2 separate regions of the Homo sapiens genome follow, and region 2 is linked to region 1. The links are chromatin loops, found by intact Hi-C in ENCODE. Cell type or tissue: HCT116. All regions are shown on one strand. Links, peaks and the distances in the headings refer to the core of each region. The heading gives the core; the rest is flanking DNA. Region 1 holds the start of LOC101927432 (a long non-coding RNA gene). Region 2 holds the start of LOC105374115 (a long non-coding RNA gene).

Region 1 (15,428 bases), core at 2,703-10,702:
TAGTCAGAGGAGCCTAGCAGGGGCTGAAGGAACTGCCTGAGGATGACAAAGAAGGGGATCCATGAACAAGGAGGTGCTAACAGGTCAGAATCAGGCCTCAGAGGACTGTTGGCCCTTCCTCAGCCGTAGAGACAGGCTCTTCCCAACCCATGTGTTGTCAACGGCTCCTACATGTCATGCTTGCATGAGGTACCATTTTTAAAAATAGGCACATGCTATTGTGATTGATAAAATCCACACATAACTAGAAATGTTTTTAAACATATACGTTTTTGTCCTTGTGCATTTTCTTGAACTGCAAGTATGCACATTGGCTATCATACAAAATCCTTTTTTTTTTTTTTTTTTTAATGTTCAAAAGGGCTCCTTCTACTCAAAAAGGCTGGATATCACCAATGACAATTTTTCAGAGTTCAGCCACATGAATGCCATAGGAAAAGCAGTTAATAACAACCATGACACCAGCCGGCATTTGTAGAAGGCACCTTCTGTTCCAGGCTGTGCTAAGTGCTTTTATGGGCTCCAGGTCTGGTTGCTCTTCTCTAGACCCCGGTCCTCTTCTGCCTGTCACTCTTCTATGGCACTGAGACATCTTTGTCTTATTTTAGGATTGTTTGTGGATATGTGCGAGCTTATCCAGGGCCAGAGACTGCCCTGTTCGTTTTTGTGTCCTCCAGGGTCAGGGAGAGGGTTGAACCTCCATAATTGTTTGGCGAATGGTCCTGAAGGGACAGAGGTCTGTTTGCTTGTACCTTTGTGTAGTTTATAAATGGAAGATTCAGAAAAGGGCATAAGAGTTGGTACATACTGCCACCCAGGCCTTCCTCATTTGGCTTGGGGTGGCTCACACAGAGTTCACACAGGCTTCCCCACAGGCAAGCTGTCCTTGACCACTCCTGGCTGCAGAGGAAGAGGCAGATGTGGAGGCCACAAGCCTTCTACACCTCCAGCCCCAGCCTGTTCTGAAAAGTTGCCCTTGTGGGGAGGGCTGATGGCGTTTCTGAGGCATGTGGGAAAGGAGGAGCCTGGCCAGGGTAGCTGCTCTGCTTCCCCTGGTGCTGGTCTCTCTTTCCAGCAGGTACCAGGCAGCACCTACCTAATAGACCTGCCCCAGCTCCACAGACAGTTCTGGTTCAGTGTAGGAGCACTAGTGTGGGCTCAGGAATGCTCCTGACGTTTCCTGAGTTCCCAGCACTGTCCTAGGCCACAGGTAAGAAAGGCCCAGGCTGTATGCTGCTCCCCAAGTATTTTACCTCTTCTCTCTGTCTCCTTTTCAAGGTTTCCTGCTGATCTTGGCACTGACCGAAGCGCTGGCATTTGCCATCCAGGAACCATCTCCCAGGGAATCTCTTCAGGTCCTCCCTTCAGGCACTCCCCCGGGAACCATGGTGACAGCACCCCACAGCTCTACCAGACATACTTCTGTGGTGATGCTGACCCCCAATCCCGATGGACCCCCCTCACAGGCTGCAGCTCCCATGGCAACACCGACACCCCGTGCAGAGGGGCACCCTCCTACGCACACCATCTCCACCATCGCTGCGACAGTAACCGCCCCCCATTCTGAAAGCTCCCTGTCCACAGGGCCCGCTCCAGCAGCCATGGCAACCACATCCTCCAAGCCAGAGGGCCGCCCTCGAGGGCAGGCTGCCCCCACCATCCTGCTGACAAAGCCACCGGGGGCCACCAGCCGCCCCACCACAGCGCCCCCCCGCACTACCACACGCAGGCCCCCCAGGCCCCCAGGCTCTTCCCGAAAAGGGGCTGGTAATTCATCACGCCCTGTCCCGCCTGCACCTGGTGGCCACTCCAGGAGTAAAGAAGGACAGCGAGGACGAAATCCAAGCTCCACACCTCTGGGGCAGAAGCGGCCCCTGGGGAAAATCTTTCAGATCTACAAGGGCAACTTCACAGGGTCTGTGGAACCGGAGCCCTCTACCCTCACCCCCAGGACCCCACTCTGGGGCTACTCCTCTTCACCACAGCCCCAGACAGTGGCTGCGACCACAGTGCCCAGCAATACCTCATGGGCACCCACCACCACCTCCCTGGGGCCTGCAAAGGACAAGCCAGGCCTTCGCAGAGCAGCCCAGGGGGGTGGTTCTACCTTCACCAGCCAAGGAGGGACACCAGATGCCACAGCAGCCTCAGGTGCCCCTGTCAGTCCACAAGCTGCCCCAGTGCCTTCTCAGCGCCCCCACCACGGTGACCCACAGGATGGCCCCAGCCATAGTGACTCTTGGCTTACTGTTACCCCTGGCACCAGCAGACCTCTGTCTACCAGCTCTGGGGTCTTCACGGCTGCCACGGGGCCCACCCCAGCTGCCTTCGATACCAGTGTCTCAGCCCCTTCCCAGGGGATTCCTCAGGGAGCATCCACAACCCCACAAGCTCCAACCCATCCCTCCAGGGTCTCAGAAAGCACTATTTCTGGAGCCAAGGAGGAGACTGTGGCCACCCTCACCATGACCGACCGGGTGCCCAGTCCTCTCTCCACAGTGGTATCCACAGCCACAGGCAATTTCCTCAACCGCCTGGTCCCCGCCGGGACCTGGAAGCCTGGGACAGCAGGGAACATCTCCCATGTGGCCGAGGGGGACAAACCGCAGCACAGAGCCACCATCTGCCTGAGCAAGATGGATATCGCCTGGGTGATCCTGGCCATCAGCGTGCCCATCTCCTCCTGCTGTAAGTGCCGCCCTCTCCCACCCATCCTCTCCCTCTACCACATCACTGGCTCAACCCCAGCATTCCTTTGTCCCTGATTTGGCATCCTTGCCAAGTGGGCTACAAAAATTCCCAGAATCTCAGGAAACTAGGTATCAGGACAGGTTATCCCTGACCCTAGTCCTCAGCTCTGCCTGGCCATGGCTTGAATGCCTGCTGATCATAAAGTCACAACTCCCAGGAGCTGGGGGAGGACCTTACAGGCAGTCTAATCCAACCCTGCATTTTGCAGAAAAAAAATGCCAAGCTAGCAGTGACATGGTTCACCCAGGATCCCAGAATTAGTGAGAGGCAGGGCTGGGCTGAGAGCTTGTAGCAGCTGTCTTCCAGCCCAGTGCCCTTGTCATGACACCACTCTGCCTCAAGGTAGCCTGCCAATGCCTCTAGCAACCTGGCACCAAGACACCGTAGGTCAATGTCGATGCTTCAAAATTTACAGCCTCCAACTAGCAAACCCCTCACCTTCCTCTTTATCTTCCATCCTCTTTCTTGTGTTTTCTCTCCTCCTGCCCCTCTTCTCTCCTTCTGTCTCTCTTCTCCTAAGAAAGAAAAAGAGATAAAGCTTTCATCTGGTGGGAAGTTCTATAGCTTTGGCAAAAACCTAGTTCTTGCAGCTAAATTAAGGCTTGAGAGTTACGTAAACTCTAGCAACTCTCCACCCCCACCCCACTTTATTTGTTCGTAGGTGATGTGAGCTGATTGCATTGTGGACCTTGTCCTTAGTTTTTGCCCTCCCAAGGCCACCAGCTTCTCCTTGCTGCTGCCTGGCACTCTGTGAATGAGGAGTCAGGAGGCATTCTCTCTGTATTCTCCATAAAGAATCTGGTACAACCTCTCAGAACTTTAGGGATTTCATTATGTCTTCCCTCATGTACTTGAGCTTTGATTCTTATGATTCTTAGAGTTTCTCTGATAGCCTTGCAGGAATCCTCAGCCACACCCCACCCCAAATGGTTACCATCTGCCACTCCCTTACCCCTTCCAGGGATGGCCACACTGCCCCACCCTCATATCCCCGCTCCTTGGACAGCCCATTCTCCTCTGACCCTCCAGGTTGTTGTCCAGCTCTCCTGGGGGCCTAAAGTTTGCCTTCTTGTGATTCCCACTCTATGGCCCTAAGCTGTGCCATCTGAAGCCATACAACTCTAGTTTGTCTAGCAACGTCTGAAACATTTGAAACAGCTCTGAAAGGCAGCCTTCTCTTCATCCAAGCTGCTCAGCCCCGGCCCTTCAAGTCTTCTTTGTAGGGCTGCATTGCCTGGGCCTGTCTCCCATCTGCCCCCTCTGGGGTAGCTTCTGCTTTGTCTCCCAAAAGGAAGCACAGCATTCCACCTGTGTCTGGCTACGGAAGAGGGAGCCGATGGTGGACTCTTTCTTTAGTAGCACTCAGGCAGCCAGCACTGGCATCAGCTCTGCTGGTTGTATTGGCTTCAGGTCATACATAGGCTTGCCCTGATCTCAAGAGGAACAAAGCCCCGAAGGCTTCCCTCAGGGAAGGCTGCTGAGCCAGGTCTCCCAGCTTTTCCTCCTGCTCTGGGTTGTTAGTGCAGGAGGTTTATGCCTTTAATGCGAACCATGATTTCCACTTGGCCTTGTGTTGCAAGATCTTTTTATATCCGGAGTCTAGATTCTTTTCAGGAGCCGCCTCTCATAGCTTTCGGTCTCCTTCAGGTTGATGAGCAAAGTAAACTTTCCATGTCAGGGCTGGGCAAACTGCTTCTGCTGAAGGACCCAATTCAAGAAAAGTAAAAGTGTTTGCAAGTTGCATATTTCATTCTTAATGAAAACAGCTTTATTGTCTCTCATGAAAACACACATTTACACATTTATTCTTAAAACTGCAGTTGCCCACTTCTAAAACAGAAGAATGATCATGAGAAAATGTAGCCCTATTAGCCAATGAATTCTTAATAATGGTTGGTCATATCTGAGAAGTAACTACAGTAGAGACAGCTTTCTAATTTTCCAATCTTTACATGTGTCTAGGATGCTCTCGTTTACAAAGTGCATTCCGTTATTTTTTTATCATTCCATCTTAGACCAGCCAGAGACATAAAAGCAGGAACAAGCAAACACACTGCTAAACACACAGGTGCCACAGTGACTCCAGCTGTCCTCCACACCTTACAGGTAGGGAGTGAGTCACCAGGTGAAGTGATTGACCCAAGGTCCTGACCACACAGTGAGTCAGCCTAGATCTGGTAATACAAAATCTGTTTGATTCAGTGCAGGATTTCCTGTGTGCCCATTGTGTGCCAGACACTGTGCCGAGCATTAGGGAATCTGAGATATGGGCCTCCCTCTTTGAGCTGGATAGCCTGCACCCCACAGGCTACACCCACCTGGATTTTGCAATTCTAAAAGAACTCCTACTTCTCCCCCAGCCCTTCTGTTATGTATAAGCTTGAAATTAGATCAGATCTTATTGCAAAGCTGGAAAGCCCATGGGCTGCCTAAACCATGCATAAAAATGTCAGCCAAGACAGGAGGAAGGACACAGCCTGGGACTGTCCCTTGAGGATTCTTCTGGCACCCTGAAAGGAGCCTTCAGGTGCTGGAGATGGAACATATTACTTTCTAAAGAAAGACACAAACTTTTAATAAAAGTGGACTCTGGTAGCCCCTTGGGAACCGCACACCCCACTCCCTTTGATGTCTGTCTTGCGTTTCCACTATACACAAGGAGGCTCTTGCCTTGGCCCTGACTGCCTCCACATCAGCTCCATGTCCTCAGTCATGGCCCCAACTCCTGCGGGACCATCGTTAACCCTGTGAAGGCTCCAGTGAGAGGGCCATTAAGGTGGAAGAATATTTGTCCAGCTTCAGAACCCTGTGCTCTCAGGAACTATCCTCATCTATTTGGACTGTTTTCATAGCCCAGCACCACTCTAGTTATCAGGAAAGCAGACCTCTTCCACGTCTAAGGGCCCCTTGTTTTGGACCTTCTCAGTGGCTTCATTTATCTTAAAGCTACTCTACAGACCTCAAAGAAGGGTTTCATCCTTTGCCAGTTTGCCAGATATTTCAGGCACTCTGAGTCAGGAGTAAAGTGCATGCATCAGTTTCCTCTCATCTGGCATTTCATACCAGCACTGGCCCCTACCTTGCTTCTCTGAAGCCACCAGAGTCAGAATTCAGATGGGCGGGGTGCTGGGCAGCGGTGATCCTCTGCTCCTGGTAGAAGTGGGAGTTGAGTAAGGCAGATCCCAGGCCTGTGCAAGGAGGGAGGGTGTCCGTTCACCTGCCCTCCCAGATTGCAAGCCACAACCAGTGCCTGGAGGCATATATGTGTCCCGGGGCTGAGAAATGCTTTTCTCTCCTGAGCCCTGCCAGACACTCTAAGCCACGCACGTTTTCAGAAGTGCTGAGAACTGAAATTGATTGGATTCAGGCCATAATGGGCTAGGGCAGAGGAGCCAGGTGGCTCCCAAGCTGGTCTCTGCTGCCACCATCAGGACGCACAGAGCCCACCACTCTTGCCAGAAGCCTCCACGCCTGGCGCTGAATTGGTCGGCGCTCACCATTGTCAGCGGTCTGAGTTTTCATGAGCGTGTCAGTTTTGTGGCTCTGTCAGGGTCCTTTGCCTGTTTGTCACATGTGATGTCCATTTTTGAAAATGCCTTCACCCATCCTCCCTGCAAGAAGATGGGGCTGTTTGGAGGGTGAGATTAGAAAAATAGACTAGCTGCAGATGTTTGTCATCACCAACTCAAGTTCACCCTGGCCAAAGTGGAGTAGCCCCTCTCTCTCTGACACTAGACACTTGAGGGCACCCTCTGCACCTGGTCCCCAGAGCAGTCTGGCCTCCTTCTAGACAGTGGAGCATTAGTGCAGCATTCAAAGAGGTCACATACCATTGTGCTGATGGTTGCTCAGTGAATATTAGACCTGAATGTATATGTGTGCCTTTTCACTCACAGGCCCTGAATGAGTTTATAATTATTATATAAGAAAACCCGGGTGAGAATGACTCTTGCCAATGAAAAGAGTAGAAGAGATTGGGATCAGAAGGCATTATGGCTGGGAAACATGTCTCCTTGGAGCTTACGGATCAAACAGGGATGGGAGAGCCTCAAGGCAATGCAGGGATATCCAGGGAATGTCCCCCAGCTGTTCCAGTGTTAGACCCATACCCTGACAGCTCTTCCCTGTGCATCCCAGCCAGCACCTCCAGGCAGCACTCAGTCCTCACTTCATGGCTTCTCCCCAAGAGGGCCGTGGGCTTCTACAGGCACATTCCCGCCTGCCAGGCTGGTGGGTCAGACACTAAGCCCCCCAGCCTGACCTCCCTCCATACCCTGAGGCCTCCCTGTGACCTCCTCCCTCAGCCTCCAAAGGAGGGAAATGGCTGTGCACAGCCCAGGTGCACCCCTCCCACTGGCACCCATGGGCGAATCCTTTCCCTCACTGGTCTCAGGTTTCTCATCGACAAAACAAAGGGGCCAAACTGAAATGTGTCATCACTCCCTGTCCTCACAGTTAAGCCTGCATAGATCATTAGAGAGGAAGCCTAGTATGCTTCTAAGACTTGGCTTGTGGAATCAAACATACCTGCACACAACCCCAGCTCTTAACATTTGTTGGCTGTAGGACTTACACAAGTAACTTCATCATTGATCCAGTGTCTGTCTGCAAAATGGGACTCCTGTCCACTGTGTTAGTTCCTTCGAGATGCAGGCACCAAGATGGGATTAGGCATATAAGAGAATTATTGGGGGAAACACCTGTAAAATGTTCAGGAAGGAACTGAAGTAGGCAGAGGAAGCCCCAGACTGCAGTGCAGGCCTGACCCCCATGAAAGGAGAGGGAGAAGGAAAGAGAATTCAGTAGGAAGAGTCTTAGACTACAGTGTTGTTCTAAGAAAGTTTCTGCCAGCCAGTGGGAGTCCTTAAGCCATTAGAGGGGTTCCATGTCCAGCAGGAACAGGCCTGCACTAGTACCCCTGTCATGGTCAATCATGGCTGACCAGGGCATTTTCATGGCTGCAACCTCGAAGACTTGTAAAATCAGAGATGATGCATGTTAGGTCTTATCTTAGCATCTGCCATGGAGAAGGTACTCAATAAATGGCAGTGATCAAACAGTGATGATTATTCATCTTATTGTTTTTAAGATTTGCAATGCCTGCTCAAACAGGCCCGGGAAAGAGCAATTCAATAGTTGTTTGAAAGGTTGAATCCTCAGGGGACCTGCAGGGTTTCATTTCCATTTCTCATCACACAGCAGATCCTATCACCTGAAAGCATGCCCTTCCACAAATGTGAATACAGTACTCAGGGCTCCATCTGAAAATGGAGTGACCCCTCTTCTTCCTGTCACACATCTGACAAGCCATGGATGACTCCCCAGTGACATTCCTGGGAACCCAAGAGAGCTTAATTCCCAACTCTGTTTTAAAACTCAAGGAAATTGGGACTCCATGACCTCCTCCAGAGTCTTGATGGCTACTGCCTCAGGAGAAACAGAGCAGTTGAAGCTTTTCAACTAAATGGGAAAGGGAACAGTTAACATCTTGTGTTTGCATAGAGCTGCGCAGTTTACAAAACGCTTCTGCATATGTCATCTCTATACCCTCCGGTGTTCAGGACAATACAGGATAGTGGATATCAACTTGAAGATCATCAAGACCTGGACTCAAGTTGCAGTAATTAGTTGGGTGATCAAGATCAATACTATTAGCTTCTATGACCTTCAGTTACCTGTTCTGAAAATGGGAAGAGCAATAGTGCCTTCCTCAGGCAGTTATCATGTGGGCTAAATAAGCTTCAAAGTGCCTGGGTCAGTGCTGGGAATATAGTAGAGACCCTGTAAGTCTGACTTGTACTTTTCTTTCTTGGATGAAAGGTGAGACCACTGAAATAGTGAATGTTCTAACCCCTAGGTGGAGCTTTGTCCTTGAGCCACCCAATAGTCATATAACACAGTTTTTCTTTCTAGATCTCTCTTGTAGAGGATGTTGGGAGAACAAGAAGAGAACTGTCATTAATTAAGCATCCATTGTGTGTCAGGCATTGTGTTTGGCATTTTGCATCCATGATCTCTTTAATTCTCATTACAAGCCTATGAAGTTCATCTTAAGTGACTTTCCAGGTGGAATACATGGCAGAGTCACAATTTGAACCTAGGTCTTTCTGTAGCCAGGCTGGCTTTCAGTAAGTAAATGAAATGGTGTTTGAGAAGCACTGGAAACTCCCTGAGAGAAATATAATCAGGCCAGGAGCATGAACATGTGAGGGGAAGACAGCGTGGAGCAGAACTTTCTGTTCTGACTCCCAGGCCTTCCCGCAGGGCAGGATCTCTGCATCTGGCATTCTAACAACATGGGCTGTTAGAGCACTGGACTCGGGGGCGGAGGACTTGGATTCTGCAACCTCTACCAGCCCAGGTTAGCAGCATGGCCTTGAGCAAGTTCACCTCTCTAGGTTTCCATGCCCCACCTTCTAGAATAAGAATGTAGGCTGGGGGAAGGGGCTGATTTGTTTCAGCACCTACTGTGCACCAGGGACAATTTGAAGTGCTGGCAGATGTATGACTGCATTTAATCTTCCCAAGGAAGCTGACGCTGAGAGAGGTTAAGTAACTTACTCAAGTCATGCAAGTAATAGATTGTCACCTAGATTCTAATTCTAAATTCGATGTCCCTTTTGCCCTATTGACTAGGCCTAAGATGGCATCTGTCACTTTGATTCTGTTTGCTTATAACTGCTCAGTAGATCAGAGGCACAAATATCTTTCTACCTTAGAGAGGCGTGCAAACTATACAAATCTGACTCACAGATACACTTTTCCCCTGCCAGCCTGTGTTCTGTGTCTATGGCAGTGTTTTGTGGGGCATGATGGGATGTGCCCCTACAGGCTGATAACTGAAGAGCTGTTCTGTTTGTCCTGATTGCTCCCCTCCCTCTAGCTCTAACTCTACCAAAACTGAGCTGGAGCTGAGGAAACAGCACTTTTCCCACTTCCCAGATGGTTCCCTCTTTATGGCTTCTGTCACACCAGCTAGAACTCCTCCAGGTGTTTCACCATGCCAGCTGCAGGAGCAGAGTGAAAGGTAGTGACAATGAAGAACAGAGACACCAGAGAAGGGGACAGGGGACCCGGGATCTTGTCCCAGCTCTGCCACTCACATACCTGTGACCTGTGGCAAGGCGGCCAGCACTTTAGGCCACAGTTTTTCCTCTAGAATAAGGAGGCGGCCTGAATTAGCAAGTTTCAGGCTGAGCACCACAGCCCCCTCCTTGCCCCTTTCCTCTTCAACCATCTGAAGAAAGGGTTTTTTGGAAGGAAGGGAGGGAAAGAGGAAAGAGATCCACAATATTTGAAAAGTTCTGTACCAGCTAATCTCTCAAATCCCCGTTAGCCCTAACACTCAGAAATTCCTTCTATGTTTTAAAGATTTTTTAAAAAGGATCTAGAAGACTGAAAAGCAAATTAGAAGTCTTTTTGATCAAAGCAGATAAGATAAAGTAGAAACTTACCCTATCTCCTAACCTTGTACAGAGACCTTTCCAGGTTGAGAGGCCAGCAAGGCTGGCAGCTGGAAAGAAAGCTACAGAATTCCCCAGGCAGCCTACAGGGCCCTGGGCTCTGGGCTGTGAGGTCTCAGCCTATACAGGTGCCAGCTTGTGCAACTGCCCCACACCCTGGCATGAACCCACCCCTGATGCTGGCCAGACCCTCAGGCTGCTGCGAACAGAGCTGGCCCTCTGCCAACCCCCGGTGCTGGCCTCTCTGGACAGCCCAGCCTGGGACCCCGACTCCCCAGCACAGAGATGGTTGGCACCACCAGGATGTCAGATGTGGCTCTTGGCTTCAGCTCTCCTCATCCCCAGAGGCTCTGGTGATGATGAACCTGGGGCAGGATATACTCAGTCCTCACTTCATGGCTTCTCCCCAAGAGGCCTCTGTCACCCTTGTCCTTGTGTTACCCTTCTGCAGTGTGAATCTGGACAGGCCACCCCACCTCTCTGACCTCAGAAGCCTTCCCTGCTCACAAGCCACTCAATTCACACATGGTTAATCAACAATATCGAGACATAATTCTTCCTCCTGGGCCCTGGGAGTCTCAGGGATGAACAGACAGGGTCACATGTCACACTGTGCTCAGTCAAGCTGTGTGGAGCCCACCTCAGGCCATCTGTGCAGGTGGGCTTTTGCATCAATCTAAGGCAGGAATCAGCTGGTAAGAGCATAGACTGGCCAGGTGCAGTGGCTCACACCTGTAATCAATCCCAGCACTTTAGGAGGCTGAGGCAGGCGGATTACCTGAGGTCAGGAGTTCGAGACCAGCCTAACCAACATGGCAAAACCCTGTCTCTACTAAAAATACAAAAATTAGCCAGACATGGTGGCAGGCACCTGTAATATCCCAGCTTCTTGGGAGGCTGAGGCAGGAGAATCGCTTGATCCCAGGAGGCAGAGGTTGCAGTGAGCCAAGATTGCGCCACTGCACTCCAGCCTGGGCAACGGAGCTAGACTCCATCAAAAAAAAAAAAAAAAAGAAAAAAAAAAACCATAGACTTTGGAGTCCAGATGTCTGGGTTTGCTTTTGGGCCTATCACTTTACCTCTCTGAGCTTCAGTTTTCCTATCTGTAAAATGGGGATCCTAACAGTACTGACTTTATGGGGCTAAATAGAGGATTAAATGAATATTTCTATGTCCTTGGAACCATGCCTGGGACGTAAGTCCTATATAACTATTAACACAGGATTTTTTGATGATGATGATGATGATGATAGTACCAGAAAAGCTATTTTATCAGCATTCAAGACTTCTGCCCCGTGATTTTGCTCTGTGAACTTCTGCTGTAAAGGTCTTCTGTGGAATTAAGGCTCACTTTGTACAGTTCACCATGCCCTGCCCCTTTTCCCACCATACACTTACTCCAGCTGGGAACTCTCCTCATCAGTTCGGTGGTGCAACCCAGGCACCATCCTTGCTGCCTCCCTCTCCTCTCTGACTTGCACTCTCTCCATAGCTGTCCTGCTGACGGTGTGCTGCATGAAGAGGAAGAAGAAGACCGCCAACCCGGAGAACAACCTGAGCTACTGGAACAACACCATCACCATGGACTACTTCAACAGGCATGCTGTGGAGCTGCCCAGGGAGATCCAGTCCCTTGAAACCTCTGAGGTAATGAGCTTGAAAGTGCTGGCCCCACTGCAGGGAAACCAGGTCCAAAGAGAGCCATGGGGCATCTGCTCATTTCTGAGTGCCTTGCTCCTTAACGTATGGCCCATGGACCAGCAGTATCAATAACACCCAAGAGGTTGTAGGCCCTACCCTGGTCCTACTGAGCCAGGATCTGTGTTTTAGCAAGAATCCCCAGGTGCTTTCTGCACAGTAAATTTTGGAAGCACTGTTCCTGGGACTTTTGGTTTCTGGGAACAAGTGAACAAATACTCAGTGAGGACCTGTTTTGTGCCGAGCACTCCCAGGGCACTATGAAGATGAGAGCTTGCTCCTAAGGGGCTCAGGTTCTGAGATGTGGCTGGAGGACAAACCCCAACATCACCCAAAAACAAAGCCAATTAGGGGAAACACAAACACAGACGAGTTATAGACAAAGAGCTGTGGAAACCCAAGGAGGAAAGCCTTCCCAGTGCAGATGCTAGGAAGGATTAATGGATTTCAACAGGCATTCCAGCAGAGGAGGTAGCCTGAGGAAAGGTGAGGATACGTGCTGGATCTGAAGGGAAAGAAGAATACACTGTCAGCATATTTGCCCAAGACACCTGGCTGGTCAGTGAGTGAGCTGAGCTTTGAACCCAGGACTTTAACCACAGAATCCATACTCTTTCCATCCTCACACGGAGGGTGGCGTAGAGGCCAGAGTGAAACAGTAAAGAAGGATAAAGGCCCAATTAGACACAGCCTTAATGGGGTATTATGGCATTGGGACTCTAGTTTGGGGCAGCAGAGAGTCACTGAAAGTTTTGATCTTTGGGTGACCCAGTTTTAGAAGGATTATGCTGATGGCCTGGTGAAAGCACCCTATATGTGATCAGCGAATGGATAAGGAAAGAAAATAATGGCTTGATGGATGAGTAAATAGATGGAATGACACAGAAAGACAGACTAAAAATAGGTAGCTCAACTAGGATGCAATTGAGATGGCCCAGGAGAAAGATAACAGACATCTGAGTAAGGCAGTGAGAGCTGAGAAGAGTTCTTGTGGAGGTGCAACCCCACCCCTCCTTCCCGTGTGGGTCCCTTCCCCAGAGCAGCCAAGGTGAGCTTTTGTAAACATAACTGTGGTCACATCGCTCACATGCTTAAAACCTTCTCATTTCTCTCCAGTTAAAGTTCAAAGTCTTGTATAGGACCTGCAAGGTAGACCTAGACCCAGGCCAACTTTCCAGCCTCACATCACACCCCTCTCCCCATCTTTTGCTAAGCTCCAGCCACACTGGATTTCTTTTTGTTCCTTCACAGCACCAGGTTACATCACACCCACTCCAGGTGTGTGCATGGGCTGTCGCCTCTCCTACAACATCTTCAGGCTCTCCCCAGCACCCCCTTCACTTGCTCACCTCAGTGACTCCAACCCATCCTGCTGCAGGGCCCAGTCTAAATGTCACTTCCTCAGCGAGGCCTTCCTTAACCTGCCAGGCTGGGTTCAGCTCTCCTGTCACGTGGTCTTAGCTCCCTGTGCTTTTTCATTGTGACCCTTTTTAGAGCTGTGATATGCTACTGGTCTGATATTAGTTTAGTACCCCTCTCCCCTACTTGAGTAACCAGTTGCTTCCACATCGCTAAACCCAGCAGCCAATTCCGAGCACTCATCCTACTCCATCTGTGCAGCACTGGCACTGTCACATGGCAGCAGAGGCCCTGCCTTCTCAGGCTCTCCCCCAGCTCCCATTACTGATTCCCTGTCCTTTCCCCAACCTCTATTCACTGGAGCGCCCCATCTCGGTCCTGCCACCACTTCTCTTCTTTTTTTTTTTTTTGGTTGTTGTTTTGTTTTTGTTTTTTGAGATGAAGTCTCAACTCCGTTGCCCAGACTGGAGTGCAGTGGTGTGATCTCAGCTCACTGCAGCCTCTGCCTCCCAGGTTCAAGTGATTCTCCTGCCTCAGCCTCCCAAGTAGCTGGGACTACAAGCACACGCGACCACGCCCGGCTAATTTTTGTGTTTTTAGTAGAGACAGGGTTTCGCTATGTTGGCCAGGCTGGTCTCGACCTCCTCACCTCAAGTGACCCGCCCACCTCAGCCTCCCAAAGTGCTGGGATTATAGGCGTGAGCCACTGCCCCCAGTCACTTCTATTCTCTTTCTACTTAGTCCCATGACTTAAATACCATCTCTGCACTAGAGAGTCCAGATTTCTACCTGTAACCTTAATGTCTCCCCTGGCCCCAGACTCACCTACCCAGCTACCTGCTGCACATGTCTAATAGGCACCTCAAACTCAACACACCCAAGATTGAACCCTTGATTTCGCCCTCCCAACCCCAAAACCCAAACCTCACATGCAGCTCCTGATTACGTAGATGGTACTGCCAGCTGCCTTTCCTTCCTGCACACCCCACTTCTAGTCTGTCAGAAAATTTCATTGGTTCTCCCTAAGGACCAGCACCTCTCATTGCCTGCACCTCTGCCCCTGATCCAAGCCAGTCTCCTCCCTCGCACCATGAGTGCTGCAATGGCCTCTAAATTAGGACTCCCCACTACCATCTTGCCTTCTGCAGTCTGCCCTCTGCACAAGAGCCAGATGATCTTTTCAAGGCAGGATCCCATGTCCGCCACAGCTTCCACTTTCAAGTGGCTCTTCTCTACATTTTGAATAAAATCCAGACTCCCATTCTCATGCCCTTCACAAGTTGGCCCCTGCCCACCACCTGAGCCCCCACCACACTTCCCATTGATCACACACCAGCTTCAGTGGCCTCTTTGCTCTTCCTCCTGCACAGGAAGCTTGCCCCCACCTTAGAGCTTCGTTCTTGCACCCTATCTGAAATGCTTTTCTCCTGGATACCTTGAACCCTCAATTCCTTCAGGTCTCTGTTCAAATGCCACCTCCTCTGGGAGGCCCTCCCTCCCTTACCACTCTGTATTAATTAAATCTCCAACCTCATTCTGTTTCCTCTTCCTTACTTTACTTGTCTTCAGAGCTCTTCTCACCACTTGACATTGCATCATTGTCTCTCTGTTGATTGGTTTGTGGTCTGGCTGTCCTGCTGCCTGAGGCAGGAGCATTGTTTGTTGTGCTCACTGCTCTATTCCCAGCACCTGGAGCAGTGCCTGGCACATGGTAGGTTCTTAGTAAATGTTTATCATGTGAATGAACTATAAATGTTGTTCACCACAATTTACCCATCACCCAGTCAGAGCCTAACACACAGTAAATGCCCAAGAAAAATTTTTAAGCAGAGGACAAACGAGGGGCCAGCTTCACTGCAGCATTGACCTTTAGTGTGGCCTGTACACATTTTGCATGGAAAAGGTGTTCCTGAGATCTGTTGTAGTAAGTGGAAAAAAATATGTAACTTGACAAAGGGGCTGGTCCTACTTTAGGTATGGGCTGTGAACCCCTGAACTTTAAATTTCTCATATTCTCTTTGCAAATTGGTAAATGAAAACCAAAGCCAAAGGACAATACTCGTGAACGCACTATAGAAAAGGCCCTTGCTTTTAGAACATCCCAGTTAGTCATTTGGCACAGAGCACGAGGGCTGCCGTCCAACACAATCCAGAGGC
Region 2 (15,428 bases), core at 2,446-10,445, 580 kb before region 1:
GGGGTTGCAACACTAGTCTCTGATAAAACAGACTTTAAACCAACAAAGATCAAAAGAGACCAAGAAGGCCATTACATAATGGTAAGGGGATCAATTCAACAAGAAAAGCTAACTATCCTAAATGTATATGCACCCAATACAGGAGCACCCAGATTCATAAAGCAAGTCCTGAGTGACCTACAAAGAGAGACTCCCACACAATAATAATGGGAGACTTTAACACCCCACTGTCAACATTAGACAGATCAATGAGACAGAAAGTTAACAAGGATACCCAGGAATTGAACTCAGCTCTGCACCAAGCGGACCTAATAGACATCTACCGAACTCTCCACCCCAAATCAACAGAATATACATTTTTTTCAGCACCACACCACACCTATTCCAAAATTGACCACATACTTGGAAGTAAAGCCCTCCTCAGCAAATGTGAAAGAACAGAAATTATAACAAACTGTCTCTCAGACCACAGTGCAATCAAACAAGAACTCAGGATTAAGAAACTCACTCCAAACCGGTCAACTACATGGAAACTGAACAACCTGCTCCTGAATGACTACTGGGTACATAACGAAATGAAGGCAGAAATAAAGATGTTCTTTGAAACCAACGAGAACCAAGACACAACATACCAGAATCTCTGGGACACATTCAAAGCAGTGTGTAGAGGGAGATTTATAGCACTAAATGCCCACAAGAGAAAGCAGGAAAGATCCAAAATTGACATCCTAACATCACAATTAAAAGAACTAGAAAAGCAAGAGCAAACACATTCAAAAGCTAGCAGAAGGCAAGAAATAACTAAAATCAGAGCAGAACTGAAGGAAATAGAGACAAAAAAAAACTCTTGAAAAAATTAATGAATCCAGGAGCTGGTTTTTTGAAAGGATCAACAAAATTGATAGACCACTAGCAAGACTAATAAAGAAAAAAAGAGAGAAGAATCAAATAGACGCAATAAAAAATGATAAAGGGGATATCACCACCTATCCCACAGAAATACAAACTACCATCAGAGAATACTACAAACACCTCTATGCAAATAAACTGCAAAATCTAGAAGAAATGGATAAATTCCTTGACACATACACTCTCCCAAGACTAAACCAGGAAGAAATTGAATCTCCGAATAGACCAATAACAGGAGCTGAAATTGTGGCAATAATCAATAGCTTACCAACCAAAAAGAGTCCAGGACCAGATGGATTCACAGCCGAATTCTACCAGAGGTACAAGGAAGAACTGGTACCATTCCTTCTGAAACTATTCCAATCAGTAGAAAAAGAGGGAATCCTCCCTAACTCATTTTATGAGGCCAGCATCATCCTGATACCAAAGCCGGGCAGAGACACAACCAAAAAAGAGAATTTTAGACCAATATCCTTGATGAACATTGATGCAAAAATCCTCAATAAAATACTGGCAAACCGAATCCAGCAGCACATCAAAAAGCTTATCCACCATGATCAAGTGGGCTTCATCCCTGGGATGCAAGGCTGGTTCAATGTATGCAAATCAATAAATGTAATCCAGCATATAAACAGAACCAAAGACAAAAACCACATGATTATCTCAATAGATGCAGAAAAGGCCTTTGACAAAATTCAACAACGCTTCATGCTAAAAACTCTCAATAAATTAGGTATTGATGGGACGTATCTCAAAATAATAAGAGCTATCTATGACAAACCCACAGCCAATATCATACTGAATGTGCAAAAACTGGAAGCATTCCCTTTGAAAACTGGCACAAAATTCTTATCTGTTAAAAGTGGACATGTGTCTTTGGCCCATGAGAAAATGAGTTTACCTGGGGGGAAAGATCCATAAGTAGGGTGTCCCTGTTTTCCCAGAACAGTCCAGGTTATTTCCATGTAATTATTAACAGCATTCCTTTTCTTGATCAAATGAGCACCAGCTGATTAATGCATTACATGGTCACCTTGCCTATGTGGTAGAGGAACCCATCCATGAGTAAAGGCCTGGCCATGTGATTGACTGGTACCATTCAAGGCATGGTGAGGGGTTCATCGTGGTGGGGCAGTGGGGGCACTGGTGGTGGAGCGATAGGGCAGGTGGCGCAGTAAGAGAGACTGGATTGGGCTAAATGAAGAGTCTGTGTGCCCTGCCAAGCAGAATTATGACTATGCTTGTTTAAGTGCTCCCCTTGCATGCTTATGAAAGGACTGTTCATTATGCTTTGCTTTAGAGAGATTTTGGAACTGGGTTTTCCCAGCTGAAATATTTGTTTTGTATGTTAAAACAATAAGATCCTCTATTTAACTTTAAATTTACATTAATTAAAATTAATTACAATTTAAACATTCAGTTTCTTTGTTGCAGTAGCCACATGTATGGCTAGTAGCCACTGTATCGAACAGTGCAGTTATAAAATTTTTCCATCATCACAGAAAGTTCAACTGGACAGCACTGCTCTAGGCTGTTGCAGATTAATGAGACTAAGGAGGCTTGATAACTAAAGGCAATGTGTCATCCTGGATTGAGTCCTGGACCACAAAAAAAGGACATCAGTAGGACATTTGGTGAAATTTAAATAAGGTCTGTAATAATACTATTGAATCAGTTCTTATTCGATAATTGTACTATAGTATGGAAGATGTACATATTTGGGGCCAAACTTGTTATTATCTTGCAACTTTTTCATAAGTCTGAAGTTATTTCAAAACGAAAAGTTAAAAAAATGTATACATACACATTTATTTCTCTAAAAGCATGTGTACCACCTGTTAGGTAGGACAGTGAGAATACTTAGACCAGTGCTTCTCAAATTTGAACAGGCATACAAATCATCTGAAGATCTTTTTAAAATGCAGGTTCTAGTTTAGTAGTTCTGGGGTGGCTCTTGAGAGTCTACATTTTTTTCTTTCTTTTTTTCTTTTTAAAGACAGAGTCTTGCTCTGTCATTCAGGCTGGAGTGCATTGGCACAATCATAACACACTGCAGCCTAGAAATCCTGGGCTCAAGCAATCCTCCTGCTTCATCCTTTCATGTAGCTGGGATTACAGGCATGTGCCACTACATCTGACTAATTTTTTAATTTTTTTGTAGAGTCAGGGTCTTGCTATGTTGCTCAGGCTGGTCTCAAACTCCTGGACTCAAGCGCTGCTCTCCTACCTGAGCCTCCGAGTTGCTGCTCAGATTTTGCTTTTTGATCAGGTGATGCCTGTTTTGCTATCCAAGGAACATAGCTTGAATAGCAAGGTTTTAAAGAACTGTGAAAATTGTGATTCTTATATATATAAACCCAATGGTAAGGCTGCTAACATTGGAATGTTATTCATAAAGGCAGTAGTTGACCTTATTATTTGGATTGGTCATGTTCCATGAATAGAGTGGAAATGTGATTGCTGGTATGCTGAAACAGTATCTTCTCATTAACTATTAGATCCTGGTAGTTATGTTTTGCTGTTTAGTTTCGGTTTTGTGCACTCACAAGGGAAAGAAAAAATCAAGAAATCTCATGGTTCGATTTCAGCATGCATCAACTGATTTTCTTATTTATGGAAGTCTAACTGTAACATAAAACATTCCAATGTACAGGTGTTGAGGTTTTTGAATAGCTTCCATTTATAGCTTGGGTCTAACTCTTCTCGCCTAAGGGGAGGCGAGCTGGAGGACTGGTAGATAAATATATATTACATAAATCTTTGTGTGCTCCCCACACAAGATGGTTACTTTTGGGTTTTCCAGATTATTCAAGTGTTTTATTTTTCCCCTTTGGGGTTTATACCACAGATGAGAACAGGGTGAGTTGCCCTTCTCAGAGACTTATTCCAGTATCAAGCCTACTTTTTCTTTCCTCATATTTTCAAGCCTTTCTTTTGTCCTTCAAATATAAAACTTACATAATGACTCTAACATTGGAAGTTTTACATGGATTTCATTTTGCTGCTGATTTTATTTCTGGTCCTCTCTCCTGGTACCTTGTTTCCTTGGTTGTTTTATGGTTTTAAAAATTTATTTATTTATACCGTTTATTTTTCTTGATCTGTGAAAATTTTTTTGAGGCCTAGGATGAAGATGAGTTCCTCCAGAAAGAAAGTTTATCTGCCTTTATTAAATTCCTTGGTGATACTACTGCTCTGGAACTACTGTGAATTATCAGCTTACAAGTTTCGGAATTTTGTTGTAAATTCCTGTAAGGGATGGTTCATGATTATGAATGCTCATGTGGGACATTTTTCTCCTTCCTCCCACCATCAAGGTTTGAGTCTGGGCAATTTTCTTTAAAGCCTCCTTTAAAAGAAACTAGGGGTTAGGTTTATTTCTAGTTTACCCTTATATTGAAAATGCAGCCCTTTGGAGACTTGCTCAGTGGAGGTGGGGGTTGGGAGTCATGTTAGACTTTCAAGACCTAGACTTTGTTATCTGTTCTCAGAGACCTGAGAGGCTAGGAACACTGATGTTCAAGTTCACCCAGTATACAGCAACTGGCATCAGAGTGAAACCCCTTCCACTGCTCTCATTACTCTCTTGGCTCCTTATTCATTTAGGGATTTTTTTTTTTTTTTTTTTTTTTTTGCCTAAGTAAGTTTATGAATTAACCAAATATAATGGCTTTACCTTCAACATGCAGGCTTTCAAAAATCTATCACTTTGGGTCCAAATTTTGGCTCTGGGATTTCAAAACTAGGCTTTCAAGATGAGGAATGCCTTTCTTTTGGCCTCTTGTCTTTGGTGCAAAGCAGTTGCAATTCTCCTTCTGTAATCGGTGCTCTTCACGACCATACCTCCCTGAAACAAAGAAGGGCTTAGCTTCAATATATATTTGTTTTAAACCTGGAAGCAGATGTAGGGTAAACAAACAAACTGTAAGCGATAGAAACATTAGTTAATGTAAAATTATTTATTTGCTATAAAGATATATTTGACTATTTCTGGTATTTCAGCATAGGGATTACTGATAATTTATTTAACTAATCTCTTATTATTGAGCATTTTAATTCTTCCCATTTTTTCCCTGCTATCCGTGTTGCAACAGTGAACATTCTTGTACATTTATTTTGTATATACGTGCAACATTTCATCAGGATAAATGTCTACAAGTAAAATTGCTGGGTCGGATGGTATGTCCATTTACAATGCTGATGTTTATTGGTTAGGGCAATATTAAACAGTAATGATCATCTTTTACTAAAGCAAGCATGTGTTTCCGCATCAATTTCAGCGTAACGCCCTTGTATTTTGCACACACAATTCTGCCCTCTATCAGAAAGACTTTTAGATTAGATATCCAACTGTATAATTATCTTTTGTATTCCCAGATTTCACTTTAACAATCTTTTTTTTTTTTTTTTTTGAGACAGAGTCTCGCTCTGTCGCCCAGGCTGGAGTGCAGTGGCACAATCTACGCTCACTGCTCACTGCAAGCTCCGCCTCCCAGGTTCACGCCATTCTCCTGCCTCAGCCTCCCGAGTAGCTGGGACTGCAGGCGCCCACCACCACGCCCAGCTAATTTTTTTGTATTTTTAGTAGAGACGGGGTTTCACCATGTTAGCCAGGATGGTCTCCATCTCCTGACCTCGTGATCCGCCCACCTCGGCCTCCCAGAATGCTGAGATTACAGGCATGAGCCACCGCGCCTGGCCTTTAACAATCTTTAATAACTGTACTTAGAGGAATTCATGGATTGTTAGCAGTGATACAACTTCTGTGTAAATTTTAAGCTATTTAATGATCCTAGATGGATTCTCAGTTTGCACTTCTCATTTTTTTAGACAGGAGTACCAGTGACTACAAACTTATGGATAGAGTTATGTGTTAACTCTGAATTAAAGTCAGTCTTTAAGTGCTGTTTTGAATCATACACTAAAATCATAGCATATTAGAGTTCTAAGGGTTCTTATAGGTCTGTAACCAGAGTGCCGCAGTTTATAGTTTGGAATGCAAATAAGGCACTGCTCAGGAGAGGTCCCAAAGTGCAACACGTGAGCCTCACATGCCAAATGAACAGGAAACTGCTTTTCTTTGGGAGCCCCCTCCCCTGATATTCCTAGGGCCAGTTCTGGCCACTTCCATTTCAAATCCTGATGTCTCAACTCAGACACCAGGAGTGTCTCTGATGCCCCACAAGAAGCTGGTGGCTCCAGAGGAAGCTGCTTGTGTAGACCCTGCCTTGGACGACTGTTCTTTTCTAGGGAGCCAGAGAGAAGATCCCCAGCCTTTGGTTAAGTTCAGCCAGGAGAGGGCTCCTGTGAGACCTGGCCTGGCCTCCCATCATTAGATTCAATTCACTCACATAGCCACTTCTCTAGGACTCAAATCTGCCATCTGATTCTCGGGTTGGGTCTAGACCCAGTGTGCACTGTCTTACAGCTCCCAAAGCACATTCCTTTTCAAACGCCTAAGTCTGCAGAGGCTGGACTGGTGATCCTATGTTTTCTCTTTGGTAAGGGCTTATCTTAGGATCTCGTGGCCCTTTCCTGACTCCAGGCCTTGCTCAGGGCCACCCCTAGTCCACCCTGACTAGTTTTAATTTTAGAGACAAAGTGTAGGGGTCTTGATCCCTTCCTCTAGGAGAGTCTTGGGCTCCAAATGCAAATTTGACTACTCCCCTTCTCACCCCAGCAATCTTCAGGCTCTACATCTCAGCATTTTCTTTCTTTCTCACACAGAGATATGAAATTCCATTTTACCCAGCCATCCTACTGGAGAGCATTTAAGTCCAGTGCCCTCATTTTAAAAATGAGGAAACCAAAGCACAGAAAAGTTACTTACCTAAGATGACACACTTGGTCACAATAGATCAGAGGCAAGAATTCTTGTTGTCTAAATCATAATATAGGACTCTGTTATTTCCACTGAAATGTTTCTGTTTTGTGAGTTTTTTTCCAGTGAATTTTGAAATCCTGAGCCACATTCTGTCTCACATTCCTGGCCACATTCCACACTGCCCAGCTGAAATATGCTCAAACTTGCTGGGTGCTTTTATGATTTACCTAGTGGTGATTTCCAGAGTCAAAGCCAAACCACTCATTAAAAGCAGCCACTATTTTGGAAAGCCCACATGATTGTTCCCCTTCATTAGAATGAATAATCAAGAGCTAGCACTGAGCATATTTGTTGCCCTAGAATGTGCTTTGCTGCCTCTCTGTGACCCAGAGAATCTAGAAAATACTTATGCTGCAGCCCAGCATTTGAGGTATGTTTCCCTTCCCATAGTTCCCATGGACTCTCCATTGGGTCAAACCTTTTGGAGGTATTTCTGATTCTATTTCATCCTGAACATTTGCCACTTGATGAGCAGTGTAGGGAAGAAACTGGAAAACAGAGAGTAAAGAAATCTATCTGAAAAGTGGTCTCAATACCCTGGGTCTTGGTTCTTCACCCCTGGGGCTGTCATCCTTACCTGTGGCATGGAGTTCTCAGCATATGCCTATTCCTCAGGCTGATAGCTAGTTTTGGGTGGGGAATGCAGTTTGAGAAGGTACTAGTCTGGAGGGAGGGGGTGTAGGAGGAGAGTTCATATTTAAAATTCCTTCTCTTGAGGAATTCAATTTCAAAAAGCCCAGAGTTCTGCTATATATTGGCAGAATACAATTAGTTGGCTTGGCTAATGTTGGGTCAGGACTGCCCTTTTAACAGAACACCGTTCTCCAAAGACAGCCTTTAGCATTCTTTGACAAAGATCTTTAAGGAAATCACTTTCATCTTGATTTTTTTTATTAGTTAACATGCAGCGAAAACTTAACCGTTGGTTTACATCTGTAGATTCTACTAAAAATTCAATCTGTTATCCACATCAGATCACATGTCTCTAAGAGAGAGGTTCTTTGCCCTGGCTGCACATTGAATCACCTGGGGAACTTAAAAAACTTCCAACGTCCTGGCCACACCTCAGAGCAATTAAATCAGACCCTCTGGAAATGGGACCCAAGCATCAGTACTTTTTCATTATTTGTTGTTAATTTTTGTAGGGATGGGCTCTTGCTATGTTGCCCAGGCTGATCTCAAACTCCTGACCTCAAGTGATCCTCCTGCCTCAGCCTCCCAAAGTGCTGGGATTACAAGCATGAGCCACCAAACCCAGCCGGCATTCTGGAGTCCAAGTTGAGAACCACTGCCTAAAAGTTGCTACCTGAAGGCTATAATTTGCCTGAATGCTACACTCTAAGCTTTGCGAGGGCAGAAACTGGTTTGTTTACTCTCACTCATCCTCAATGCCTGTGATACCTCCTGACCCATAGTTGGAGTTTAACGAATATTTATTCATTAAATGAATTAATGCTTGTTCAGAATTTCATTAAGATGTAGATAAAGAAATGCTCTGCCTTTTGCCTGGGAGTGATGTTGGAAATCCTTAATCACTTATACGGCCATGACACTTGATCAGAGTGTTAGAGGCCTCTATGTGCCCTGAAACCTTAAATTATAGGATCATGGGAGGTTTAGTGTCCTGGTGGAGGGGCATCATTGGCCAGAACTGTTGGGACACTTTGGGGAGATCAGCACAATAGCTATTTACCAACTGGAATGAAAGCATTTTAATATTTTAACAATAGGTCCAGCTGTACACAGCGGTGGGAGAGCAGGCTACCATGGTTTACGTTTTGATCCTTCTGCTGTTAACAGGGGATTTCCTAGTCTGAAAGGCTATATGTGTTATAGCTATATGTGTTCTGTTGCTGTCTTACCTCTCAGACTTCACCTTATATCACTCCCCTGACCCTCTTCTCGGCAACACTGGCCTTCTCTGTGTTTCTTCAACACGGCTAAGCTCCTTCTTGCCTTAGGGCCTTTGCTCTTGCTATTCAGTCTGCTGGATTATTTGCCCAATGGGAGGAGCTTCAAAGTCATGTTACAAAGGGCATAGATTCAAAGAAGGGATGGCAGTAGCCATTTCTGTTACTCTACCACGTGGCCCCTTCATGTAAATGCTCAGCATCTCAGATTTCTTCTTCATCCCTCTTTTCCTCTCCAAAATGCTACTTGGGTATAATAAAGAAAAAATGTCACTTGTGTGGCATGATAGTCTCAGAGACAAAAAAAGTGTCCCTTCAGTTTCTCTTGGATCGTCTCTGGTCTTAGCTAGAGAGTGCTTGGTCCCAGCTGCCACTTGCACTTGAGCTTCAGGCTCCATCCCTGGGTGTTCTGTTCATGTTTGGTGCTGATAGTTACGGCTGTTGAAACTTGGATTAGTTATTTTTGTCTTGACTGGGCCTAGATAACTAGGACTCATATCCTTCTCCTTGGCATTGCAGACACTAGAAGCTTTTGCATTTAGGTTTATAATTCAGCTAATGTTCATATTTTTCTTTCTTTTTTTTTTTTTATTATACTCTAAGTTTTAGGGTACATGTGCACATTGTGCAGGTTAGTTACATATGTATACATGTGCCATGCTGGTGCGCTGCACCCACTAATGTGTCATCTAGCATTAGGTATATCTCCCAATGCTATCCCTCCCCCCTCCCCCGACCCCACCACAGTCCCCAGAGTGTGATATTCCCCTTCCTGTGTCCATGTGATCTCATTGTTCAATTCCCACCTATGAGTGAGAATATGCGGTGTTTGGTTTTTTGTTCTTGCGATAGTTTACTGAGAATGATGGTTTCCAATTTCATCCATGTCCCTACAAAGGATATGAACTCATCATTTTTTATGGCTGCATAGTATTCCATGGTGTATATGTGCCACATTTTCTTAATCCAGTCTATCATTGTTGGACATTTGAGTTGGTTCCAAGTCTTTGCTATTGTGAATAGTGCCACAATAAACATACGTGTGCATGTGTCTTTATAGCAGCATGATTTATACTCATTTGGGTATATACCCAGTAATGGGATGGCTGGGTCAAATGGTATTTCTAGTTCTAGATCCCTGAGGAATCGCCACACTGACTTCCACAATGGTTGAACTAGTTTACAGTCCCACCAACAGTGTAAAAGTGTTCCTATTTCTCCGCAGCCTCTCCAGCACCTGTTGTTTCCTGACTTTTTAATGATTGCCATTCTAACTGGTGTGAGATGATATCTCATAGTGGTTTTGATTTGCATTTCTCTGATGGCCAGTGATGATGAGCATTTCTTCATGTGTTTTTTGGCTGCATAAATGTCTTCTTTTGAGAAGTGTCTGTTCATGTCCTTCGCCCACTTTTTGATGGGGTTGTTTGTTTTTTTCTTGTAAATTTGTTTGAGTTCATTGTAGATTCTGGATATTAGCCCTTTGTCAGATGAGTAGGTTGCGAAAATTTTCTCCCATGTTGTAGGTTGCCTGTTCACTCTGATGGTAGTTTCTTTTGCTGTGCAGAAGCTCTTTAGTTTAATTAGATCCCATTTGTCAATTTTGTCTTTTGTTGCCATTGCTTTTGGTGTTTTGGACATGAAGTCCTTGCCCACGCCTATGTCCTGAATGGTAATGCCTAGGTTTTCTTCTAGGGTTTTTATGGTTTTAGGTTTAACGTTTAAATCTTTAATCCATCTTGAATTGATTTTTGTATAAGGTGTAAGGAAGGGATCCAGTTTCAGCTTTCTACATATGGCTAGCCAGTTTTCCCAGCACCATTTATTAAATAGGGAATCCTTTCCCCATTGCTTGTTTTTGTCAGGTTTGTCAAAGATCAGATAGTTGTAGATATGCGGCATTATTTCTGAGGGCTCTGTTCTGTTCCATTGATCTATATCTGTGTTTTGGTACCAGTACCATGCTGTTTTGGTTACTGTAGCCTTGTAGTATAGTTTGAAGTCAGGTAGTGTGATGCCTCCAGCTTTGTTCTTTTGGCTTAGGATTGACTTGGCAATGCGGGCTCTTTTTTGGTTCCATATGAACTTTAAAGTAGTTTTTTCCAATTCTGTGAAGAAAGTCATTGGTAGCTTGATGGGGATGGCATTGAATCTGTAAATTACCTTGGGCAGTATGGCCATTTTCACGATATTGATTCTTCCTACCCATGAGCATGGAATGTTCTTCCATTTGTTTGTGTCCTCTTTTATTTCCTTGAGCAGTGGTTTGTAGTTCTCCTTGAAGAGGTCCTTCACATCCCTTGTAAGTTGGATTCCTAGGTATTTTATTCTCTTTGAAGCAATTGTGAATGGGAGTTCACCCATGATTTGGCTCTCTGTTTGTCTGTTGTTGGTGTATAAGAATGCTTGTGATTTTTGTACATTGATTTTGTATCCTGAGACTTTGCTGAAGTTGCTTATCAGCTTAAGGAGATTTTGGGCTGAGACGAGGGGGTTTTCTAGATAAACAATCATGACGTCTGCAAACAGGGACAATTTGACTTCCTCTTTTCCTAATTGAATACCCTTTATTTCCTTCTCCTGCCTGATTGCCCTGGCCAGAACTTCCAACACTATGTTGAATAGGAGCGGTGAGAGAGGGCATCCCTGTCTTGTGCCAGTTTTCAAAGGGAATGCTTCCAGTTTTTGCCCATTCAGTATGATATTGGCTGTGGGTTTGTCATAGATAGCTCTTATTATTTTGAAATACGTCCCATCAATACCTAATTTATTGAGAGTTTTTAGCATGAAGGGTTGTTGAATTTTGTCAAAGGCTTTTTCTGCATCTATTGAGATAATCATGTGGTTTTTGTCTTTGGCTCTGTTTATATGCTGGATTACATTTATTGATTTGCGTATATTGAACCAGCCTTGCATCCCAGGGATGAAGCCCACTTGATCATGGTGGATAAGCTTTTTGATGTGCTGCTGGATTCGGTTTGCCAGTATTTTATTGAGGATTTTTGCATCAATGTTCATCAAGGATATTGGTCTAAAATTCTCTTTTTTGGTTGTGTCTCTGCCCGGCTTTGGTATCAGAATGATGCTGGCCTCATAAAATGAGTTAGGGAGGATTCCCTCTTTTTCTATTGATTGGAATAGTTTCAGAAGGAATGGTACCAGTTCCTCCTTGTACCTCTGGTAGAATTCGGCTGTGAATCCATCTGGTCCTGGACTCTTTTTGGTTGGTAAACTATTGATTATTGCCACAATTTCAGAGCCTGTTATTGGTCTATTCAGAGATTCAACTTCTTCCTGGTTTAGTCTTGGGAGAGTGTATGTGTCGAGGAATGTATCCATTTCTTCTAGATTTTCTAGTTTATTTGCGTAGAGGTGTTTGTAGTATTCTCTGATGGTAGTTTGTATTTCTGTGGGATCGGTGGCTAGCAAGACTAATAAAGAAAAAAAGAGAGAAGAATCAAATAGACACAATAAAAAATGATAAAGGGGATGTTCATATTTTTCAAACTACTTATTCAGATTTACCAGCATTGAATTACCTTAACTTCCTTGTTCAAAATCAATTGAATATAATAAATGTGTGGTCTATTTCTGGACTCTCAAATCTGTTCCATTAATCTATTTTTGTATCTACCAATACCACACTGTCTTGATTGCTGTACCTTTATAATAAGTTTTGAAATCAGGCAGGATGAGGTTACAACATTATTCTTTTTACTGCTTTTACTTAGGTCTTCTTTAATTTCTGTCAGCAATGTTTTATACATTTTGGTATATATGTCTTTGCTGAATTTATTCCATACATATATATTTAATTATATATAGATACACAATCACATTTTAGTGCTACTATAAGTGCCAGATTTTGTGGCTAAATATATGTAACACAAGACTTATCATTTTCACCATTTTAAGTGTACAGTTCAGTGGAATGAAGTGCATTTACATTTTTGTGCAACCCTCACCCACACCCCATCTCCAGAACGTTTTTTTTCCTAAGCTGAAACTGTACCATGAAACACAAACTTCCCAATTCTTCAACCCTGGCAACTACCATTTTACTTTCTTTCTCTATGATTTTGACTATTATAAGACCTCATTTAAGAGGAATCATACAGCATTTGTTCTTTTGTGGCTGGCATATTCTACTTAGCATGGTGTCTTTAGGGTTCATCCATGTTATAGAATGTGTCAGAATTTCTTTTTTTTTTTTTTTTTTTTTTTTTGAGATGGAGTCTCGCTCTGTTGCCCAGGCTGGAGTGCAGTGGCATGATCTTGACTCACTGCAAACTCTGTCTCCTGGGTTCAAGCAATTCTCCTATCTCAGCCTCCTGAGTAGCTGGGATCACAGGCATCCGCCACCACCCCTAGCTAATTTTTGCATTTTTTAGTAGAGACGGGGTTTCACCACATTGGCCAGGCTAGTCTTGAACTCCTGACCTCAGATGATCTGCCTGCCTTGCCTCCCAAAGTGTTGGGATTATGGGCATGAGCCACTGCGCCCAGCCAGGATTTCTTTTTTTTTAAGGCTGAATAATATTCCATTGTATGTATATACCATATTTTGTTTATCCTTTCATCTATTGATGGATGCAACAATATTGAATTACCATCTATTGATGGAAGTAACACGAGTTGCTTCCACCTTTTGGCTATTGTGAATAATGCTTCTATGAACACAAATGTACAAATATATGCTCGAGTCCTTGCTTTCGATTCTTTCAGATATATACTTTAAATGTGTGTATGTGTGTGTGTGTGGTAGGGGAAGGAGTGTCACAATCCTGTTGGCTGGGGACCTGGATAGAACAAAAACAGAGAAAAGATAAATTGGTCTCTGTCATCCTGGAGCTAGGATATACTCTTCTCTTGCTTTTGGACATCAGAACTCCAGGCTTATCCAGCTTTTGGATTCCAGTATTTACACCAGTGGCCCCCCAGTTTCTCAGGCTTTTAGGCTTGCATTGAGCCATACTAATGGCATCCCAGGGTCTCCAGCTTGTAGATAGCCTGTTATGGGACTTCTCAGCCTTCAGAATTGTGTGTGCCAATTCTCCTAATAAACTCCTCTTTATCTATCTATCTATCTATCTATCTATCTATCTATCTATCTGTCTATCTATCTATCTGTCATCTATCCATCCATCTACCTATTTATCTATCCATCCTATTTGTTGTGTGTCTCTGGAGAACCTTGACTAATTCAAACTTCAATTTACATCCCTGTAGCAGCCACTCTCTATTAGATATCATTGGGTCTTTCCCCAGACATGTGCAGCCTAGCCTTCAACCAATAACCCAAGGAAGACCCACACGGACTTTCCCCTACCTACTTCACAGCCAGTCAACTTTATTCTCTCTAATGCCCTTTGTTCTCTCTGATGCTCTCAGCTTACATTTCATCTCCTTGCATTGTGGTCAGAAAAATGCTGCCAAGCAAAGAGCCAGGGTGAATATGGGTTAAAGCTTACAAATCTTAGGGGTTTCCTTTTGCCAAGGAGTGTATATATATATATATATATATATATATATATATATATAATAATATATGTAATATAAATATATATGATAATATAAATATATGTATGTATCAAGGACCCATATTTTTGTTATCTTTTCCTTCTGCCATTTTCCTATGTGTTATGTTTTCAACCTTAGTTTGTTGTCTCATGGTTGCAAGGTGGCTGCCACTGCTCCAGACATCACATCCTCACATAGGTGTTTTCTAGGCAGTAAGAAGGAATAGGTCTCTTTTCCATTTATGATTTTATCAGGGGGAAAAGCCATATCCAAAGTCCTTCCAGAAGACTTCACTTAATGTTTCTTTGGCCAGAAATGAGACTCTCCCAAATCAATCACTAGCAAAGGGCAATGGGTTCTTTTCTTTTCTTTTCTTTTCCTTTTCTTTTCTTTTCTTTTCTTTTCTTTTCTTTTCTTTTCTTTTCTTTTCTTTTCTTTTCTTTCCTTTTCTTTCCTCTCCTCTCCTCTGCTCTTCTTTTCTTTTCTTTTCTTTCTTTCTCTTGCTTGCTTGTCATGGTGTCACCCTGTCCCTAGGCTGAAGGGCAGTGGTGTGATCATAGCTCACTGCAACCTCAAACTCCTAGGGTCAAGCGATCCTCCCATCTCAGCCTCCCTAGTAGCTAGGACTACAGGTATACACTACCACACCTAACTAATATTTTTTAAATTCTTTTTAGAGACAGAGTCTCACTGTGCTGCCCAGGATGATGTTGAACTTCTGGCCTCAAGCAGTCCTCCTGCCTCAGCCTTCCAAAGAGCTGGGATTACAGGCATAAACCACTGTGCCTGCCCTGGCTGGGCAATGGATTTTAGAGGCCAATAATGATTCAACTTTTGAGATAAGGTGAAAGGCCCTTATCTTTCTGAGATAAGATGTCTTTAAAGTAAGGTGAATTTTGTTGTTCATTTTGCTATCTGAACAAGATTAAGAATTTATAAACTAATAAAGAAGAAAAAATGGTTGTTAAAATAGCAACCAACAGTGATTGAATAGTAAGGCTTCTCAACCCAAATTTGGAAATTTGTGAAGCTCATATTATAAATAAATTAATAGAATAACATGTTACCTTTGACATCTTATTTCACCTATCCATCCTGCTCATGGCAGCCAAACTTATCTTCCTGAAATACAGTTTTGACCATGCTAGAACTTTGCTCAAAAACTTTGCTGGCTGCCTATCACTACAAAACAGTCTCCAAAGCAT

What was found. A loop is a pair of places that touch in the nucleus more often than their neighbours do. Peaks named below come from ENCODE experiments on the same cell type or tissue, not always from the same donor. Only the 100,000 strongest peaks of a DNase experiment are listed, where the experiment ranks them.
Region 2: it touches region 1 in a loop (2.5-fold over the local background); 3 of 110 quality-filtered maps call a loop at or near these places.

The regions. Positions count from the first base shown.
Region 1 is chr3:133,378,474-133,393,901 of GRCh38, forward strand. It overlaps TMEM108 (transmembrane protein 108), which reads left to right. Exons shown (of 6, transcript NM_023943.4): 4 at 1,279-2,688; 5 at 11,707-11,861. It overlaps LOC101927432 (a long non-coding RNA gene), which reads right to left and starts at 3,320. Exons shown (of 7, transcript NR_189054.1): 1 at 3,190-3,320. In HCT116, for the core only: a CTCF peak has its summit at 6,185; DNase peaks (open chromatin) are centred at 4,888 and 6,178; H3K27me3 peaks cover 4,968 bases.
Region 2 is chr3:132,797,809-132,813,236 of GRCh38, forward strand. It overlaps NPHP3-AS1 (NPHP3 antisense RNA 1), which reads left to right. Exons shown (of 11, transcript NR_002811.2): 5 at 2,412-2,559; 6 at 14,901-15,067. It overlaps LOC105374115 (a long non-coding RNA gene), which reads right to left and starts at 6,907. Exons shown (of 3, transcript XR_924500.3): 1 at 6,740-6,907; 2 at 4,586-4,756. In HCT116, for the core only: a CTCF peak has its summit at 6,227 (motif pointing right); no DNase peak of the experiment used is centred there; H3K27me3 peaks cover 610 bases.